Linked DNA regions of Homo sapiens: region 2 is linked to region 1. Evidence: chromatin loops called from intact Hi-C (ENCODE). Cell type or tissue: ovary. All regions are shown on one strand. Links, peaks and the distances in the headings refer to the core of each region. The heading gives the core; the rest is flanking DNA.

What was found. Hi-C counts contacts between places; a loop is a spot of excess contacts. Peaks named below come from ENCODE experiments on the same cell type or tissue, not always from the same donor. Only the 100,000 strongest peaks of a DNase experiment are listed, where the experiment ranks them.
Region 2: a loop joins it to region 1, with 2.8 times the contacts of the local background. A loop is called at or near these places in 13 of 110 quality-filtered maps.

What each region holds. Positions count from the first base shown.
Region 1 is chr1:18,903,272-18,915,087 of GRCh38, reverse strand. IFFO2 (intermediate filament family orphan 2) reads left to right here. Exons shown (of 9, transcript NM_001136265.2): 6 at 3,005-3,125; 7 at 3,612-3,704; 8 at 4,616-4,746; 9 at 6,422-10,808. The coding sequence ends at 6,527. It overlaps LOC124903866 (a long non-coding RNA gene), which reads right to left. Exons shown (of 2, transcript XR_007065519.1): 2 at 11,717-11,816. Among named protein-coding and RNA genes, the nearest start is that of ALDH4A1, 6.6 kb to the right of the region's middle. RefSeq lists an enhancer at 11,480-11,816. In ovary, for the core only: a CTCF peak has its summit at 7,971 (motif pointing left); DNase peaks (open chromatin) are centred at 7,424 and 7,744; H3K4me3 peaks cover 278 bases; H3K27ac peaks cover 1,130 bases.
Region 2 is chr1:19,110,518-19,118,818 of GRCh38, reverse strand. UBR4 (ubiquitin protein ligase E3 component n-recognin 4) reads left to right here. Exons shown (of 106, transcript NM_020765.3): 72 at 909-996; 73 at 1,405-1,598; 74 at 3,182-3,421; 75 at 3,870-4,008; 76 at 4,749-4,874; 77 at 4,992-5,120; 78 at 5,952-6,295; 79 at 7,987-8,077. Among named protein-coding and RNA genes, the nearest start is that of UBR4, 96 kb to the left of the region's middle. In ovary, for the core only: no CTCF peak of the experiment used is centred there; no DNase peak of the experiment used is centred there.

The DNA.
Region 1 (11,816 bases), core at 3,817-11,816:
CTGTCCCTATTCTAGGCTGACTTTTAAGGTAGACAGGAGGCAGAGGCAGGGTTGGAACTGGGTGGGGACAGGAACTCTTTTGCCTGATACTTCCTGGACCTGCCATTCCCTTGAAACAGAACTGGGATCGGAGCTGTATTTTGGGGGTTTGCTATTTAAGGGTGATAAGGAGACCCCTAGATTCTTGATTCCTCTTTTGATACCCCCCATCTCATATTCTCATCTTTTGCTGCCTGCCAAGAGGGGCTTTTTTTTTTTTTTTTTTGAGATGGAGCCTTGTTCTGTTGCCCAGGCTGGAGTGTGGTGGTGCGATCTCAGCTCACTGCAGCTTCCACCTCCTGGGTTCAAGCAATTCTCCTGCCTCAGTCTCCGAAGTAGCTGAGACTACAGGCACACACCACCACACCCAGCTAATTTTTTTTTGTATTTTTTTAGTAGAGACTGGGTTTTACCGTGTTGCCCAGGCTAGTCTCAAACTCCTGTCCTAAAGTGATCCGCCCACCTTGGCCTCCCGAAGTCCTGGAATTACAGGCATGAGCCACTGCACCTGGCCAATAGGGGCTTTTGGAAAGAAGCAGTGGTTGGGTCTAGGTTTTCTGAACGTTGCCCTGGGCACTTCTGAGCCCTAAGACAGGATTGTATGTCCCGGAGATCCCAGGCTGGGTCCATGTGGTTAAATTAAAGGACTTATCTGAAGAAATTGTTGTCCCTGCTTTTATAAAGTCCCCAGGGCATTGTTAAGCTGACCAGCAATGGAGTGAGCTAAAAAGGAGACAGATCAGAGTGGAAGCCAGGGGGCCCCATGGGCAAAGGCTCCAGTGTGTAGAAAGAGCATTCAGATCCAAGTCAGGCGAGACTGGCTGCAGGAGTGGGCGCCTCTGTGTTGATAGAGCTAAATTGGGTTCAGTATGGAATTCGATTTAGCTGGTTGTAAAGTTACCTAAGTTAAAACAAACAGGCCGGGCGCGGTGGCTCACGCCTGTAATCCCAGCACTTTGGGAGGCCGAGGCAGGCGGATCACGAGGTCAGGAGATCGAGACCATCCTGGCTAACACGGTGAAACGCTGTCTCTACTAAAAATACAAAAAATTAGCCGGGCGTGGTGGCGGGCGCCTGTAGTCCCAGCTACGCAGGAGGCTGAGGCAGGAGAATGGCGTGAACCCCAGGGGGCGGAGCCTGCAGTGAGCCGAGATCGCACCACTGCACTCCAGCCTGGGCGACAGCGAGACTCCGTCTCAAACAAACAAACAAACAAACAAAAAAACAACAACAACAACAAACAACGAAACCTCTGATCACTTTGATCACCCCCCACCCCCATTCTGCAGTTCTGTGTGGGCCGCCCTGACCCCACCCCAGGCGGGGCCCTGGGCCTTTCCCATGGACATCTCCACCAGCTGTGGGCAGGACCCTAGCCAGGCTGCCCCTGGCCAGATCTGATGAAGTGTTTGAATAATGCAGCCGTGTTACAGTTGTGTTTTGTTTTGATCCAAGTCGGTTGTTTGGGCTTCAGACCAAGGAGAAGAGGGGGAACGTGTGGGTCTCCCCCGCTGGGGCCAAGGCTCCTCCTCAGCCCCACTCCGCAGATTTGTGAAGTGGAGGCCTCTTCCGAGTCCCTTCTCTTGCCCGTCTTTCTGTCCTTTCCAGCTTCCTGTCCCTCGGCTGGGGTTTCCTTCAGATCCCAGACGCTGGGAAGGAAGTGAAGTCAGGAATTGAGTGTGTGATGCAGTGACCACTGGACCCTGGCGGCTCCGGGCCACACGGCCCTCTCCAGCACCCACCCCCTACCAGCTCAGGACCCTGGACTCGGGGAGCCACCTATGGGCTCCTGTGGGAATGGCTTTTGGAGGGGAGCCGGCCCGGCCTGACTCCAGGGGGCGCTCGAGGCAGCTTTTTACCAGACGGCCTTCTTGGGACCGGCCCAGTCCCCAACCCAGTCCATTGGGAACACTCATTGTTGCTCTGGAGGATCCAGGAAGGAGTTGAGGGAGGGCAGGCAATGGGGAGAGCCCTGGGATGGCAGCCTGGAGACAGGGTCCACATTGTCCTGTGCTACCGATGCACTGAGTCAAGTGATTTCACTCCTACAGACTCAGCCTTCCCCTTGGAAATAGGGGTATGTTGGATGAGCTGATCTTTAGGTCTCCTCCAGTTGGGGTAACCAAGGCATCTTGGGAACCCCTTAGTCCCAGGCAAACCTGCCTGGTTGGTCAACCTACTTCTAGTTCTAGCCAATAGGGAGGTCTTGACATCTCCCAGGCTTTGAATTCAAATCTCATTTCCAGCATGTATTGGTCTAGAAGGCCACTGAATCCCTCTGAGCCTCTGTTTCCTCACCTGCAAAATGGGAACGATAGTTATGCTTACCTCATAGGATTGTTTTGAGGGTGGAATTGTTTTGAGGGCGTTGCATTTTGCTGCATGCTTAGTGGCTGGTCCAGTGCCCAGCACCTAATGGGTGCTTGGGGAGTGTCTTGATGGGGAGGAAAAAGCTGTAGGAAACAGAAACATTCGGCATTCTAGCCTATTTCTGCTACATGCTAGCTGTGTGGCTTTAGACAGTTGAGTTATCCTTTCTGAGCCACCATTTCTTCATCTGTAAAATAGGTATAATACCAACCTTTCCAAATTGCAGAGAAGATGATATTATATTGAACATCTCACTCAAACTAGAGGCTCAAGAAATAGCTGTTAAATGAATGAGGAAAATTGCAAGATTGGACTTGGAGGAAAATATCTTTAGTCCCAATTAATTAAAGCCTGACATTAAAAAAAAAATACACATTTTTAATTGTACAAGCAATACATAAATACATTCTGCATTTTAAAAGAGTTAAACTCCTTTTGGATAAGGCGAATGTCCCCTTTGGCTTACTACCCCTGTCTTTCCTGAGGACAGCCTTGAAGCTGTGTACCTGCTGGGCAGCTGCCCCTTTCTGTCCCCTGTATGGGTCCCTGGAGCCTGCCTTCTGTTCAGTCATGCCCTCTGGTGTCACCCCCACAGGCGGGAGACCTTTGACTTTGACGACGACTGTGACAGCCTGACGTGGGAAGAGAATGAAGACACGCTGCTGCTCTGGGAGGATTTCACCAACTGCAATCCGACCATCGACCTGCAGGGCGAGGTAAGCCCAGCGCCTGGCTTCCCAAAGGCCAGGACTAGGGGTCTGGGGGACACCGCCTTTCAATGGTCCCTCATCCCTGTTATTTTTCTACAGCCCCCACCACACAGCTAAACTGTCCCCTTTGGGCCAGGCGCAGTGGCTCATGCCTGTAATCCCAGCACTTTGGGAGGCCGAGGTGGGCGGATCACCTGAGGTTGGGAGTTCGAGACCAGCCTGGCCAATATGGCGAAATCTCATCTCTACTAAAAATATAAAAATTAGCCAGGCCTGGTGGTGGGCACCTGTAATCCCAGCTATTCGGGAGGCTGAGGCAGGAGAATCGCTTGAATTCAGGAGGCAGAGGTTGTAGTGAGCCGAGATCATACCTCTGCACTCCAGCCTGGGTGACAGAGCGAGACTCCGTCTCAAGAATAAATAAATAAATAAATAAATAAATAAATAAATAAATAAATAAAATAAACTGTCCCGTTTGTTCTATTTCCCCAGCAAGAGGAAAACTTGGGCAACTTGATCCATGAGACCGAATCCTTCTTCAAGACGAGAGACAAGGAGTACCAGGAAACGATAGGTCAGATCGAGGTGAGGGCTCGGGACGTGGAGCCCACTCGTGAGGCTCTCCTGAGGTCCACATGGTTGAGATCCTGGCGATCAAACACCCATGTGTCATGGGCAGGGGCTGGTAGAGTGGGGCAGGCGCAGGATCGGGAGTCAGGAGGCCTCGGGGCGAGTAATGTCTTTCTTAGGGCCTCAGTTTCCTAATCTGTCAAATGGGGGTGGTGATCCTTGCCTGCCTCAGAGAATTAGAAAGAATATATGTAGCTGAGATGATCCCATAATAACCACAGAGCTGACATTCGAGTGATAGTGAGTGACACAAGGTGCTGAGTATGCCCGGTATCCTTACCTGTGCCCTATGCAGTAGGCACCGTGCACCCCTTTTACAGAGGAGGAGATGAGGCTGGAAAGGACCAAGTGACTTGCCCAAGGCCTTGCGGCCAGGAAGCAGCATTGAAGTATAATTCTCTCTGGCTCCAGAGGCTGTGCATGTGATCACTTCTATAAACGATAGTCATTGCTATTATGCAGGAGAAAGGGAAGCCCAGCTCCTTCCCTAGAGGAAGTATCACTTGATAGAGGACAAGAGTCAGAAACATGAAAAAGCCTTCAGGATTTTTGTAATCAGGTCTGGATAAAGGAACCCAAAGATGTTGAGTTCTCAGAACCGGGTGGGGTGCATCAGAGCCAGGCTGCTGCTGGGGTTGCTAAGCAACCATTCCCCTTTGGCCAGAAGGAGTTCTAGGGGAAGTGGACCCATGTGCAGAGAGCAGAGGGTGAGGGAGGTTGATGTCCGGAGGCAGGGTCCTGATGGCATGGTGTCCAATGGTGGCCTTGATGGCACCATCCCTGAGGAATCCAGGAGGAGAGGTTGCCGAGGCTTCTGTCACGAGGATGACTTGCCCTCACCCTTATTCCTCATTGGTTCCTCCCAGCTCGAGCTGGCCACAGCCAAAAGTGACATGAACCGACACCTGCACGAGTACATGGAGATGTGCAGCATGAAGCGAGGCCTGGACGTGCAGATGGAGACCTGCCGCCGGCTCATCAAAGGCTCCGCAGACAGGTACCCGCCCATCCTCCCAGGGGATTCAGCTATGGCATCCTTGGAGGGGAATTCCCAAGGCTGCAACTCGGCCATGTGTCATGCTCCCAACCTGTCTCTCTGTCCGTCCATCTGTCCGTCCGTCCGTCCATCCATCCATCCATCCATCCATCCAGTGACTATTAGCACACCTATGTGCCAGATGCCTTACATATCTAACCTCATGCAAGTCCCACCACCACCCTGCCCTTTGTTGATTCAATAGATACTTGCCAAAGGCCTGCTCTGTGCAAGACGGTGGGGCCAGTAAGTATAGCCCCTGCCCTCAAGGAGCTTAAGCCCCATTTTCTGCTGAAATGGGGAGCAGAGGTGGACAGGGCATGCTCCCATTTGCTCACAGGAAGTGATTTCCCTTCCTTTCCCATCTGTTAGTCTGTTCTCATGGTGCTATAAAGAATTGCCTGAGGCTGGGCGTGGTGGCTCACACCTGTAATCCCAGCACTTTGGGAGGCTGAGGTGGGAGGATTGCTTGAGCCCAGGAGTTCACAGCTAGCTTGGGCAACATAGCAAGACCCCGTCTCAAAAAAAAAGAAATGCCTGAGACTGGGTAATTTATAAAGGAAAGAGGTTTCGTTGACTCACCGTTCCACATGGCTGAGGAGGCCTCAGGAAACTTATAGTCATGGCAGAAGGCACCTCTTCACAGGGCGGCAGGGGAGAGAATGAGTGCCTAGCAAAGGGGAAACCCCCCCTTATAAAACCATCAGATCTCGTGAGAACTAACTCCCTATCACAAGAACAGGATGGGGGAAACCGCCCCCACGATTCAATTATCTCTAACTGGTCCCTCTCATGACACGTGGGGATTATGGGAGCTACAATTCCAGATGCAATTTGGGTGGGAACACAGCCAAACCATAGCATCCTCTTCCAACCCAGGGCCTGTCCCCAGGAGACTGACAAGTGTCAGGCATGGCACATAAAGCAGAGCCCCTGCCTTCAAAGACACACAGCCTTATCGGGGGACAGCCACGCTGAGAATGAGCTAATATGAGGAGAATGCCTGCCACACAGCACAAATACGTTGTCACTGTTTTCCTCGTTTTGCTGCATTACTGTACGAGAGGGAGGGACAGCTCTGTGGGGGCCAGATCTGTGTGCAGGGCCGTAGCCTTGCCTTTCAGACCTTTAACTCCTCAAACCCCCAGAACCCAGTGTGGTTATCTCCATTATCCAGACAGAAGAGCAGACGCTCAGGCAGGTTAAACGGTTTGCCCAAGTTCCCCCACCCCCAGCTCATCCGAGATAGAATCAGAACTGCACCCCAGTGATGTTAACCATATCCCGCATGGCCTCCTTTTGAGCTCTGAGTCATTCAGGTTTTACTTAGCACCTACTATATGCCCAGACATGGGTTAGGTGCTTGGAGAGTAACAGCCAAACTTGATCCACGGTCCAGCTCCCAAGGGGCTTTCTTCCTAGAGAAGCCAACACAGCCAGACCAAGTAGGGGCTGGTGCAGGGGGTTACCTCGTGAGCTTAAAGGATCTTAAGGATAGCTGAGTGAGGCAGGAGCTCAGGACCAGGCCCCTCTGAGAGTAGATCTTATAGAAGTGGCAGCTCAGCCTTCCCACTCCTTGACCCTTCAGAGGCCCAGGGCTGCTCTCTGAATTTCCCCACTCTCTTGTGCTTCTCAGGAATTCACCGTCCCCCAGCTCCGTGGCCAGCAGCGACTCAGGAAGTACAGATGAGATCCAGGATGAGTTCGAGCGCGAGGCGGATGTGGAGCCCATGGTCAGCTGATGACTGAGGCCCTGCGAGCCTGGTGGTCTTGGTGATGGGGCCCTGCCACCTCTCCTCATGGGGCCAGGAAGGCCCCTCGGAGTGGGGTTCGAAGCCACACCACACAGACTTTCTCTGCCCTCCCTTCTCTGGAGGCCCTGAGGGACTGCTGCTTCCTTCCTTCCTTCCACACCACCAACGGGTGCCCCGTCTCCATCCCCCACCCACCCAAGGAATGGTGCTGTCAATTTCTATTGTTCTCCACATTACAAATGCAGACTTCTGTGCGGACTTTGCAGTGTTAACTGTGCCTTCTCCCTTAAGCTGAGCCACTTTGAGCTCCAAAGAATTATTCCTAGCAGGTGTTTTTATACAGAACTCTAAGCTGAGGGCCGGGCCAACCGGCCGTGGTGTAATGTGGTTTCTGCCGTCCGTCCCACCTGCTCCTCTGATTGGCCATGGGCTATGCCCTCCCTTCCTCCTGAGCCAGCCCAGACTCGGCCTGGAGCTTGGGGTGCTCTGCCAACCCCCAGGAAGGAGCCGCTTGCCTCTGTGAGCTTTCTAGGCCTGGGTAGGGACCACCCCAATTTTCTCACTCCCTGAAGGAGAGAAAGGTGGAAGGAAGGGAAGGAGGACACATTTTAATTTTTTGGGGGGATCGAGTGGCAAAGTTGAAGGGACAAGGCACTGTGAGGGGAAGGCAGAGCCTCACTGTGTTTAAACTACTATGCAAAAAACAAAACAAACAACAAAAGCAGCTTGCCTTATATCATTGTGGAAGGCAGGACCTCTCCTGGGCTCCTGGCTTCCCCCTGGAGCTGGGAGAGAGGCCGGGGTTAGGGTGATCTGTGTGGCAGCACTGACTGGGTAGTGTGGGTTTGGCCGAGGTTGGTCATGAGGCTGGGGTTCCCGCAAGGCACTGGCCTCCCTGACCGCTTGCTTCCTTCCGGACCTCTGGGTTCAGGGCGGGGGCGGAGGGATCCTTGATTTCCCTGATAACTTGATGTTCTTCCCTCCCTCGCCAGCCAACAATAGAGGCTTAGAGATCTGTAATTTCTCTGTGAGAAAGTCTGAAGGGGCCAGGCCTGGTCTCTGCTCCCTTCTACCCGCCTTGGGTTAGGACTGTCCGGCAGTTGCCTGCTTTTGGCTGCTGGCAGGAGAGAAGCAGGGTGGGCTGCTGGCAGTGCAGGAGCTGGAGTGAGGGCCATCCTCTTTCTGCTCCTCGACACACGCAAGCCGCTCTCAGCAGTTCCCTCGACTGGCCAGTCGGGGTATTGATCTGAGCCAGCATCCCCCAAGACTTGAATGGCTTGAGTGGGACTGCGTTGAAGGGCACTGTGTGGCCCCCTTCCAAATCTCAGCTTGGAGCCAGCTGAGCAGGCTTTGCTTTATTATTATTTTTTAAGCCTACTGCAGTGGGTCTGTTGCCAATTTTAATTTTTTATTGTCCCAGGAGCTCCCTCTAGTGGTCAAGGTAGCAAAATGTGCCCAAGGACTAGAACTTGGGTCCCTCTGCCTTGCCTGGAGGCAGAAGGAGGGGGCTCTGGGTTTGACTGGGATTGTGGTCCCCAGGGGTCCGTGGCCTTTAAGGCTCTTCTCTCTTTTCTGTTTCCCCCACCTGTGTTACAGTCTTAAAAATACTGTACATAAAAGATATATGTAGAGAGAGAGAGAGAGCGTGAGAATGTGTTAGTGACTATGTGTGATGTAATTTATCACGATTTGGTGGCCTTCGTCATGAGTTTTTTCCTTTGTTTTCTTTTGCTGGGGGCACCTCCCACGGGTCCCCTGTGGCAGTCTGGCTGTGACACTTCCATAGTCAGCATCTCTTGTTAGCCAAACAGTTCCCTTTGACAGGTACTTGGAGGGACAATGGTTTTGGAAGAGAGACGGCCCTTCTCTCTCCTCACTCACCCTTGTTCTAAAGGTTACAGGGTTCAAACATACCTGATTCTTGTTGTTATTGTTGTTGAATTTTTATTTTAACCAAAGGTTATCAGAGCCAGTTGGGCTTGGACCTCAGCTGCTAAAAAGATTTTCCGTTTCCTCGAGGGCAGGAAAACATCCACCCTCGTGGGTCTCCTCCGTCCAGGGCCGAGGGAGGCATTGGACAATGTGGTATGGGAGTTTCGTGGGCAGCGTGGAAGCCGGCCCTGGGTTGTTCCCCAAGGTGGTGGGAGGGTGACAGATATATCTTTAGACTTAAGACTGTAAGGCAGCAGTGTTAGCATGGGAGTAACTAAGGTTACTGTGGTTATCGGTGTCCGGCGGTATTATTTTTACTTTCCTCCTTGTATACATAGGTCATTTGTCTTTGAGGACTAGGGTACTCTAGGGAGTTTGAAAACTGCAGGAGCCAGAAAGAGATCCTGGCCTGAGAGTCCCTTCTGGCTGGCTTTTAATATCTGCTCTCCTCTTGGGAGTGAGGACTTGGGGCAGGTGGGTAGGAGAGGGAAAGCCAGAGTGTGATGGGCCTGCCTCCTGGGCTGGTTCCTGGGTCCGGCCTGCCTGCCTGCCTGCCTGCCTCTCCACCACATGCTTTTTTCAGTTAATGTCAGTGGGCCCTGCTTGTCCCCTCACCATGAGCCCACAGCTTGCCAAGAAAGACCCCAACGCTCGCTGGGGCAGCACCAGTCCTAGCTGGGACGAATTGGTCCATCCTTTGTAAAGCTGTAAATACTTAATTTTGACTTTCTATTTCTAAGCCCAGTGTCATATTGACACTGGTATTTTAGAATTTTCTCAGATGGGCTCTCCTGCGCTGCCCTCTGTCTCCTGTTTTTGGGGGTTTTATACAAACAGAGGATTGGGGAGGGATAGGAAGACTAGCATCCTTTTGGCTCCCTGGTTGGTTGTGAAATACACACACACACACACACACACACACACACACTCGCACTCCTCTGAGACTCCGAACAGAGAAAAAAATTATTGGCAAATCAACACATTTTTCTTTCTCGTCTTGAGAAAATGTCTTGAGGTCCCTGAAGGGCCAAATCCATCGTGGACTAACTCTGTGGGTAGAGCTCAGATGACCTAGGGAGAATTAAACCACTTAAGCTTGGAGTGGGAGGAGAGGGGGTGGGGTGGGGGAGAATATAAGATGTAACTTAAGCTAAATGTAATCTATTTATAAAGCAAGAGACTCTCATCTATTTTTATGAAAGGAAGGGTTTTTTAATCTAGGGTAGGCAGTTGTGGTAGCCCAGCATTTTCCTGTGGACGAGACATGGTGCATGTTGTTGCTGGATTGAATGGAACCCATTCCTGTCCCCCGGCCTCGTCTTCTGTCCTCACTTTTGGTCATCCACACCCATGAGCAGCTTCAGCAGAGTGTAGGTCCCACTTCACCCCATTCTCCTCTCCTCTGACCCCTCAGCTCCTTGGAAGTCTTGGGGTGGGGATCTGAGGGGGTGGGTGGGCTGCAGGAAATTCAGAAATGTGGTGGGTGGGGGAAGGGACAAGGCGCATTAGGGAGGGAACAAGCTGGGCTCTGGGGATAGGCTCTGATTAATTAGTTACTCTGACTCTGGTCTGCCGAGATCCATTTCCAACCCAGTTGCGTTGGGAGAGGGTTGGGAGGCAGCAGAGCATGGGTGACAGTGGGAGCACACGACTTCCTTGGAGCCTGGGCCTTTGCGGGTCCCAGGTGGTCAGGCAGCTGGAGCAGAAGTGGAAATGGCTTAAGATGCTCATAGCCCAGCCCCGGCTGTGTCTACTCCAGGCCAAGCCTGGGCTGCAGTCCTTGCTATGTTCCCCCCAGGGCCCTGGGGGGAGGGATCAGGGTGCTGGGGGTTTCCTAGGACAGGGGTCTTCCCCCTTGAGACACCAAGCTCTGGCTCTAGAAGAGCTCTCTCCTGGAGTGGGGAGTCTGGAGGGGACTGGGTGGGTGCAGGTAAAGCCAGATTCTCTCTGGAAGGGAATTTTCTATGAATGGATGATTTCCAGGCTCAGGGTGGGCTGTGTGTTAGTTCTGAGCAAATCCCTCACCAAGACCCTTCCCTCCCAAGCCCTCAAAGAAATGAGGCAAAGCCCTTCCCTGCAAGACCCCTTGTGGATGTTTTTGCATCTACCTGATTTTTAGCCCCACCCAGGGAGACTTTATACCCCATGATCCTGCCCCACCGTTGCTGTTGTCTGCCAGCTGGGTCTAGCATCACAGGGAAGGGGGGGATTTATACTCATGGAAAGACTACTGATCCTACCGGAAACCAACCTGTTTACTGTACTGTTGTAAATATCATGCCCTTTATATCCTGTATATTGGCTTCTTTTAAATAAAGTGAAATGTCTTAGAACTGATGGTGCTTTTTTTTGTTTTTGTTTTTAAACAGAAGATGAATCTGGTGTTGGGGGAGGGGTAGGAGGACGGAAGGCCACAGAAACCCTCAAACTCATTAGTTAATTAGCCATAAAATAGGGGATTTCATATCACCTGTTACATTTGTAGCTCACAATAAAAGCTTTGGAAGATGACAAAGCAGGAATCATTACACACATTTTACTGAAGGGGAAGAGAGGACATGAGACATCACAGGCTCAGTAACTGGCTTGGCCTGGTTTGGAACTGATGTCCTTTTAACCACAAAGCCCCCATTTTTCCAGGCTCTCCAACGTGCCCACAGGAGGTCACCTTCCCAGGCTCTGGATTTGACAGTAACCAATGTTCTAGTTTTTCTTGTCAATGGGCATGTTCAGGGCAACATTGCCCAAATGTGAACTGAGCCCACCTGTCTAGGGTTTTCTCCAAAGGTGAAGACAAATAGCCGCCACCAATTCCAATTTGCTTTTTGCCATTCCTAATACTTGGCATTTAGGTAATCTCCCTCTCCTACTCTTCATTTAAATGTTTACATTCTCCCAAAGTACCTCAAATGGTGTAATCTGGAGAAAAATAAGTGGCTTAAGATCACGGGGGCTTTGTGAGTTGGGTACTATTACTTCCGTTTTACAGATGAGGAAACTGAGGCCCGGAAAGGATATGTAGTCTGCCTAGTGCCCTGCTTGAGGAACCAAAATCAGCATGGGAACTGACTCCTAAGCAGGTGCGCGGTTCATGCTGCTGGAAGAAATATAAACAAATTAGAACAGAGAGTAAGGAAACGTAACATTACTTTAGGAATAGATTGGGTCCCTGAGACCTCGTCATCAGAGAAGACTTCAGAATCCAAGTTTTAAATAGCATTCTAGTGTTTACCAAGCACACAACATTTTGCAAAGAAAGCTGAAATTTTTACTTGGGGGTAAAAGGCTCAGGAACAACTGGTTTTGCGGCCAAAGGCTTTAAATGAAAAGCTAAGCGTTGGCCAG
Region 2 (8,301 bases), core at 302-8,301, 210 kb before region 1:
GTTATTTGCATGGTGATAGGCTCTTACATAGGAATTGACAAGCGCCTGAGAGAAGAGCGAATCTGCCTAGTTGAGATTCCAATCCCCTCCATGTAGGCCAGGGTCTTGCAAATAGAAGGTACTCAAAATGTCATTGCTGAGTTCAGGGTTTGGTGAGTAGTAATGTAGAAAGGTCTGTATAGCCTGGGCAACATAGTGAGACTTCATCTCTTAAAAAAAAATTTAAAAAAGTTAGCCAGGCGTGGTGGCGTGTACCTGTGGTCCCAGCTGCTGGGGAGGCTGAGGCAGGAGGATGGCTTGGGGCCAGAAGTTCGAGGGTGCAATGAACTGTGATCCACGCCACTGCACTCCAGCCTGGGTGACAGAGTGAGACCCTGTCTCAAAAAAAAAAAAAAAAAAAGGTCTTTAGTTTCAAGGGTTTAAGTTAAATAAGGTGAAACAAATTTAAAGAAAATGTCTTCCTTTTTTTAAAAAAACTTCTAAAAGAGGATATTGGTTAAATTGACAGTTTATTATTTCTCTGGTTTAGTAGTGACTGTTCTTTAAAAAAAATTTAAAAAAACTTTATTGAGATAATTTATGTATTAACCTATTTTAAATGTACAGTTCAATGATTTTTAGTAAATTTAATTGTGACTCTTGAGTCAAATTTTACTACTTTTTAGAATTCCTCTGAAGGATAGATCAAAGATTAGGAAACATCTAAGGTCAGTTAGTTGAAATTTCTTTCCTGTGGCTTCGTAACCCTATTGGGATTTCTCCTGTGTCCTTGAGTTCTCACTAGGGTGGGGCTCACTTTGGGCTCACTTTGGCTCACATTGAGCCATGGCTTTGTCATGATTTTTTTGTGAAACTCAGTGCTTCCTAAGATGAAAATGTGTTCATGCTAAGACTGGTTTCTTCCTTAGCACTTTGTCTGGCTTAGTGGAGTTTGATGGCTATTACCTGGAGAGCGATCCCTGCCTGGTGTGTAATAACCCGGAAGTACCGTTCTGTGTAAGTAACATCTGTACATGGACAGTCCTGAGGCCAATAGGTCCAGTGGGATTCTTGTTTCCAGAGATGGATCATTATCACATAGATGTTCCTCTCCTAATGGTTGGTCACCGATAGTAGGAATTTTTATCTGCCACATTTATTACCTTAAATAGAAACTTGGCTGGGTGCAGTGGCTCAAGCCTATAATCCCAGTACTTTGGGAGGCTAAGATGGGAGGATCCCCTGAGCCCAGGGGTTTTAGACCAGCCTGGGCAAGATGGTGAGACCCCATCTCTACAAAATATTTTTTAAAAAATTAAATAGAAACTTCATCTTGTGGATGAAGAGTGGGTTACACTGATGAATTTTTAAAAAGGCAGTACGAGTCTTGAACTAATACCATGTTTTGTGAACTCTTGTATTTAGTATATCAAGCTGTCTTCCATTAAAGTGGACACGCGGTACACCACCACCCAGCAGGTTGTGAAGCTCATTGGCAGTCACACCATCAGCAAAGTGACAGTGAAAATCGGGGATCTGAAACGGACCAAGATGGTGCGGACCATCAACCTGTATTATAACAACCGAACCGTGCAGGCCATCGTGGAGTTGAAAAACAAGTACGGGCTTTTTAGGCCTCGGGAGGGGCAGCAGGTTGTAAGGCTGAAGCTCAGTTGCTGCCTTCGGTTCCTGGAATGGAGTAAGGCAGCACATCCCTAGAGGCCTAATACATCCTCTTGGCCCCTCCATTCATGACCAAAGGACAAAAGTGAAACAACAGTTCTAAGCATGTTGACAAAGATTATTTCTAAATTAGCCCAGTGGAGCCATAGGGGTCTGTGGAAGTTCCTCAACAGCCTGCCTAGGGAGGGGAAGCTGAGTGAGGGGACCTCCAGGCTTCTCATGCCCATTTTAACTATTCTTACACAAAGGTCTAGACTTAGATAAAACCTTCTGTATTGGGAAGTAATTGTCATTTCTTGGATTAAGACAGCTATGCTCTTGCTCACAGGGCAGAAAGTTATTTCTCAAGAAGCTTCTTTAGTACACACACTCTTCGATTTCCACATGGTGCCTTTTCTCTGTATCTGCTGATACTGGATCTTCCTAGCCCATGTATCCCAGTGACTGAACCAGGGCATGTCATATTTAGGCCAAGAGAGGCACTCACATGGGTTATAGTGTTGACTTTCACAGAGACAGATCGCCTTTTTTTGAACTCTCAGGCATTGCTACTGAAGGGAGAACACAGGTTGACACTACTTGAATAGTAAGACTTACAGAGCTGTTCTGCACACAGGATGGAAGTATTGCTGTTATTCCAAGAGGCAGAATAAGGCTCATGTACCACAGCAACACGTGGCCATGAAGGCTGCCTAGGGAGGTTTTCTCTTCTTGCCTTGAAAAGCCTAGTTTAACCTTGGTGACCTGAAAGTAGATGCTGCACATTAGGGTGGCCCATTCCCCTCCAGAGGAGGTGGGTTTGATTTTTCATTGTGTGGAGTCAGCAGAGCTACTGGTAGACTATTTGGGTTCAGATCCCAGCTCTGCTACATAGCTCTGTGACCTTAGAGAAGCTGCTTAACCTCAGTTTCTGTAACTATAAAATGGAGGTAGGACCCCACTTCCAGGGTTTAAGGATTAAATGAGTTAGTATGTGTCAGGTGCTGAGAACAGAGCCTAGTACATAGTAAGTACTCAGTAAATATTAGCTCTCATTGTGTTATATAATCACCCCAAAATTATTACATACCTTCCTCTTTATGACTTGACTTAGCACTTGGTTCAGACCCTGATTTTCTTCCTCTGCCTCTCTAAAATAGCCTGGGTTTATCTTTCCAAGGTTGCTGTCAGGATGGGAACTTGGCATGCATCATCATTGCACCTCTTACAGGCTTCAGTGTGGCATGCTTTTGGAGTCATGGTTTCCCTTGTTATATACTTCTGTTGTTTTCCTGGAATTTCAAAAGGTATCATGTATAACAGCTTAAAGCACTTGTATGTTCTTTCCTTTTTTTATAGAGAAAAGGTAGTAGAAAACTTTTTTAAAACTGGCTTCCTATTATATGCCAGATTTCTTTTCCTTAGAGTAACCACTTAATTGCCTTAGAAAAATACATGGGACAGTCTTCCTCTTTGTCTCATCAGACTGTTATCACTGAGGGTTAGATGAGAAAATCTCAAGGCTGTCTGTCTTTCCTAGGCCAGCTCGCTGGCACAAAGCCAAGAAGGTTCAGCTGACCCCTGGACAGACAGAGGTGAAGATTGACCTGCCGTTGCCCATTGTGGCCTCCAATCTGATGATTGAGTTTGCAGACTTCTATGAAAACTACCAGGCCTCCACAGAGACCCTGCAGTGCCCTCGCTGTAGTGCCTCGGTCCCTGCCAACCCAGGAGTCTGTGGCAACTGTGGAGAGAATGTGTACCAGTGTCACAAATGCAGGTAAGTCATTGGTCATCCCCTAGGCCAGGGCTGTGCACATTCCTTGTTATTTTTCTGTAGTAGTGTCAGTGTGAGCAATTACAGTGTCTGATTCCCTCAGAACATTTAGAGAATTATGGGTTTGTAGAGTGGGTTCAAGGGTAGAAAGGGAGGAGGAAGAAGAGAGAGTGAGTGAGTGTGTGTGTGTGTGTGTGTGTGCATGTGCACACGAGTGTGTCTGTCCTGTGGCAGGGGTGGAGGGTAAGGGCGGAGGGAGGTCCAGAAGTTTAGCTCTGGGTCTTGCTTTCTTGTTACCTGGCTGCTTAAGTCATTCATTTGTTATTGTCCCTTCAGTAGCCCCTGCAGTAGTTACCAGAGTATATAAATGTGGCACAATCCATTTCCTCAGAGTGACCCCCACCCCACCCAGCCTTGTCACCTTACTGACCCAAACGCTTTGGTTACTCAGATCCATCAACTACGATGAAAAGGATCCCTTCCTCTGCAATGCCTGTGGCTTCTGTAAATATGCCCGCTTCGACTTCATGCTCTATGCCAAGCCTTGCTGTGCAGTGGATCCCATTGAGAATGAAGAAGACCGGAAGAAGGTGAGGCCAGATCTGGCCTAGACTCAGGGCTGTGGCCTTGATCTGGACTTTGGGCAGACCTGGTGCAGTGCAGTGCACTTTACTTTCTAGCCTAAGCCTTCTTCGACTCAACACCAGTTTCAGGGCCCAGCTTTTGGGTGGGAGCAAAGAATGGCATGAGGTATATTGTATTGAAAGACATGGTTTGCATAGGATTTTAGAAAAGTGTTGATTGGTAATGAAACTAGAGTATCTCCAGGTACAGATAACTTTGGATTTGGATGCTTTGCCCTGCATTTCTTCCACAGACTGCTTCATATTGAGGCTGCTGGCCCTCCCTCAGTATTAGATTGTCCAGTGCTAGTTCCCAGCCTGCATAATATGGGCAGGGGCGGGGGGAGGTTCTAGATATTAAAGAACAGTGAAAAAGGGGCACCTATAGGGTTAACAGAAGAACATTTAGCTTTGGAGTCAGAAGGACAGAAATTCTAATTCCAGCCATACTTTTAATACTTGTGTAACCTAGTATAAGTTACTTCTCTCAGCATTGTATTATTATATATCACAGATGTGTATTGTATTTTTATTAGAAATAATATACCCACCTCACAGGAAAGATTATTGTGAAGAACAGAGATAATGTATGAAACACAGTGCCTGACCTATAGGAAATGTTCTGGTAAATGGTTAGCAGTGAGGATTACTCAGGGAAAGTCATCAGCCAAAAAGCCTTCACTCAGTCCCTGTCTTTTCCTGTCTAGGCTGTATCCAACATCAATACACTTTTGGACAAAGCTGATCGAGTGTATCATCAGCTGATGGGACACCGGCCACAGCTGGAGAACCTGCTCTGCAAAGTGAATGAGGCAGCTCCAGAAAAGCCACAGGTAGTCCCACGCTGCAAAGGGCATTTGGATAAGGGCTTGGGTCTTGATCAGAAGACTGCCTCCTAGGTGAGATCACCTTAGGTGGGGAGCCTGACAGCTTACCTCTTGGGGTTGCAGGATGACTCAGGAACAGCAGGGGGCATCAGCTCCACTTCTGCCAGTGTGAATCGTTACATCCTGCAGTTGGCTCAGGAGTATTGTGGAGACTGCAAGAACTCTTTTGATGAACTCTCCAAAATCATCCAGGTAGAGAGCGGGGAGCAGCTTTTGGGTGTGTTTTGTCCAAGTGTTACTGGTGTTGTTTTCACAGCAGTCCTGCTGCTCTCTCATCTAGCAGTCCAGGTCTTGGTGTTGTCCCTGCCCAATCTAGCTGAAAAGGCAGGCAGATGGCTGCACCAAACGGCATCTCCCCCACCGTGATTTATGGCGCTGGTCAGAATGCTGAGTTCATGCTAGATAACTGAACATACTGGTGATGGGAAGGTAACACAGATAAGGGTTTTTTTTAGCCATTAACAACCCATCTCTTAGTAGAGGGGTTACTGGTCTTAAAAAATTTGATGCCAAGATTCTGTTCCCTCTTCTGATAACGCCGTGTTTGCAGGCTGTAGGGTAAGGGCATACCAACTGCAATCAACCAGGGTGGGCCTTGTGTCAGTTGCAATGTCACAGACCTAATCTCCATGAGATGGGAGGCTGGCCATAGACAGAGGTACCTCATATAAGGAGAGCATCCAGTTTACCTTCCCCCTCAACCCCAAATTGCTGGAGTGCCATCTTTGCTACACGTGTATTAGCTTCTGACCTTTGTCTTTGTTACATGGGAGTTAAGAGCATAAGCCTGCCATCTGAGTCTGAGTTCTGACTCTGCCACTTATCTTGGTCAAGCCACTTTCTCCAAGCTTCAGTTTCCTTCTCTGTAAAATGGAGATAAAGCATCTAACCAGTTGGGTTATTGAGAAGATTAAGTTATATAATGCATGTAAAGTTTTTTCTAAAGCAAAACTAATTTTCTAATTAACATCCTCTTCTTATTTTAATTGCTAATTCCCATTATTGTTGCCTTTTTGTTCTTAGAAAGTCTTTGCTTCGCGCAAAGAGTTGTTGGAATATGACCTACAGCAGAGGGAAGCAGCCACTAAATCATCCCGGACCTCCGTGCAGCCCACATTCACTGCCAGCCAGTACCGTGCCTTATCCGTCCTGGGCTGTGGCCACACATCCTCCACCAAGTGCTATGGCTGCGCCTCGGCTGTCACAGAACATTGTATCACACTACTTCGGGCCCTGGCCACCAACCCAGCCTTGAGGCACATCCTTGTCTCCCAGGGCCTTATCCGGGAGCTCTTTGATTATAATCTTCGCCGAGGGGCTGCGGCCATGCGGGAGGAGGTCCGCCAGCTCATGTGCCTCCTAACTCGGTCAGTACCTACACCATGGTTATGGGCCTAGTGGTTCCTACTGACACTGGCAGCCATGCCAGGAGCGTTAGAGAGTGCACAGAATAGTGCTTCTGACCACCCAGCAAGTTAGGTAGCTTATAACAAAGGAAAGATGGAAAGAGACACAGGGTGTAGGTGAGCGAGCTTGGGGAGCATTGAAACCCAGGTTTCCTTGTAAATGGCATGATTGGCTTGTGCTTTTTTGGTTCCAGTACAGTGTCTTGAGGAAACTCTCCCTGAGGCCTTGTGAGGGAAGGGAAGGGAGACACTTGAACTCGAGAAAGACTCACATGAAAGAAGCAGAGCAGTGGGGCCTGGAGATTAAGAGCTTGGACTCTGGATTGGAAAGGCTCAGTTTCAGTATCTGATACCTTGTACTATACGCCTTGGACAGATTCCTTAATTTCTCTGAGTCTGTGTTTTCCTCATCTGAAAAATACTGACAGTAGGCTGGGCACAGTGGCTCTTGCCCGTAATCCCAGCACTTTGGCACCTGAGGCTGGCAGATCACTTGAGGTCAGGAGTTCAAGACCAGCCTGGCCAACATGGTAAAACCTCGTCTCCATTAAAAATACAAAAATAGGGCCAGGTGCTGTGGCTCATGCCTGTAATCCCAGCACTTTGGCAGGCCAAGGCGGGTGGATCACCTGAGGTCGGGAGTTCAAGACCAGCCTGACCAACATGGAGAAACCCCATCTCCACTGAAAATACAAAATTAGACAGGTGTAGTGGTGCATGCCTGTAATCTCAGCTACTTGGGAGGCTGAGACAGGAGAATCGCTTGAACCTGGGAGGCGGAGATTGTGGTGAGTCGAAATCGTGCCATTGCACTCCAGCCTGGGCAACAAGCGAGACTCCGTCTCAAAAAAAAAAAAAAAATACAAAAATAGGGCTGAACAGGCTCACACCTGTAATCCCAGCACTTTGGGAGGTCAAGGCAGGCAGATCACGAGGTCAGGAGTTGATCATGAGGTCATGGCAATGTCTCAGCAGTGGGCTGCATGCCTAGGAAGTAGCAAGTGGGTAGTTGAGAGCAGGCACCTGCCAGGAATGCTAGGGCATCACAAGGAACCCGTGTAGCTGGAGACAGGGATGCAGTAGGGAAGACTCGGGAGGAGGCTTAGGTCAGAGGGTGCGAGGGCCAGATCCCATAGGGTCTTGTGGGCCTCTGTAAGGACTTTGGGGCTTATTCAGTATGTTGGGAAGCAAGAGTGAGTGATACGGTTTGTGTTTTTTATTAATAGTGGGAACATTGTTACAAAGAGACGTAAACTGGAATATGAGGGCCTTGTGGAAAATGAAATGCAGGCAGATGGAGAAGACAGGGAAAGAGTTGTGACCAAGACTGAGAGTGGACGTCTAGGTTTTGGAGACTGTGTCACACCAGACAGCAGGGGCTCTGTCGCCTGGGACATGGGCCCCATAAGGTGGTGCTGCTCTTCCCTCAGTTAGCTTCTGTTCATAGGCAAGGCGGCTGTAATGGGCCCTTTATTATTACCGACCACGGTTTTGTGAAGCTAAAGTTCTAGTCTTGCCCCGGGAAGGAAGTAGAAAATTTGGGGCCAGGTAGCCTTAGACATTGATTTCATTTTCCCTGGGCCCCTTCAGGTGGAAAGGAGTGTCACACCTGATTGTGAATTATAGGACTCCATTTCTATTTGCTTCTGCAGAGACAACCCAGAAGCCACCCAACAGATGAATGACCTGATTATTGGCAAGGTCTCCACAGCCCTGAAGGGCCACTGGGCCAACCCCGATCTGGTGAGCCGGCCTAGCAGGCCCAGCTGTCCTCTCTGACTTCCCCTCACATGCCTTGTGTTTCTCAGCTTCCCCTCCCAGGTCCTGCGGTGACTGAGGAGGGAAGGAGCAGAACATTACCCCAGAATGGTTTTCCCAGGGAAGAGCCTGGAGCACAAGGGTCTCCGTCTGTCCTTTGTCTCTGTTGGAGCCACCTAGGACCAGAAATTGTATTAATAGTTAAGAGT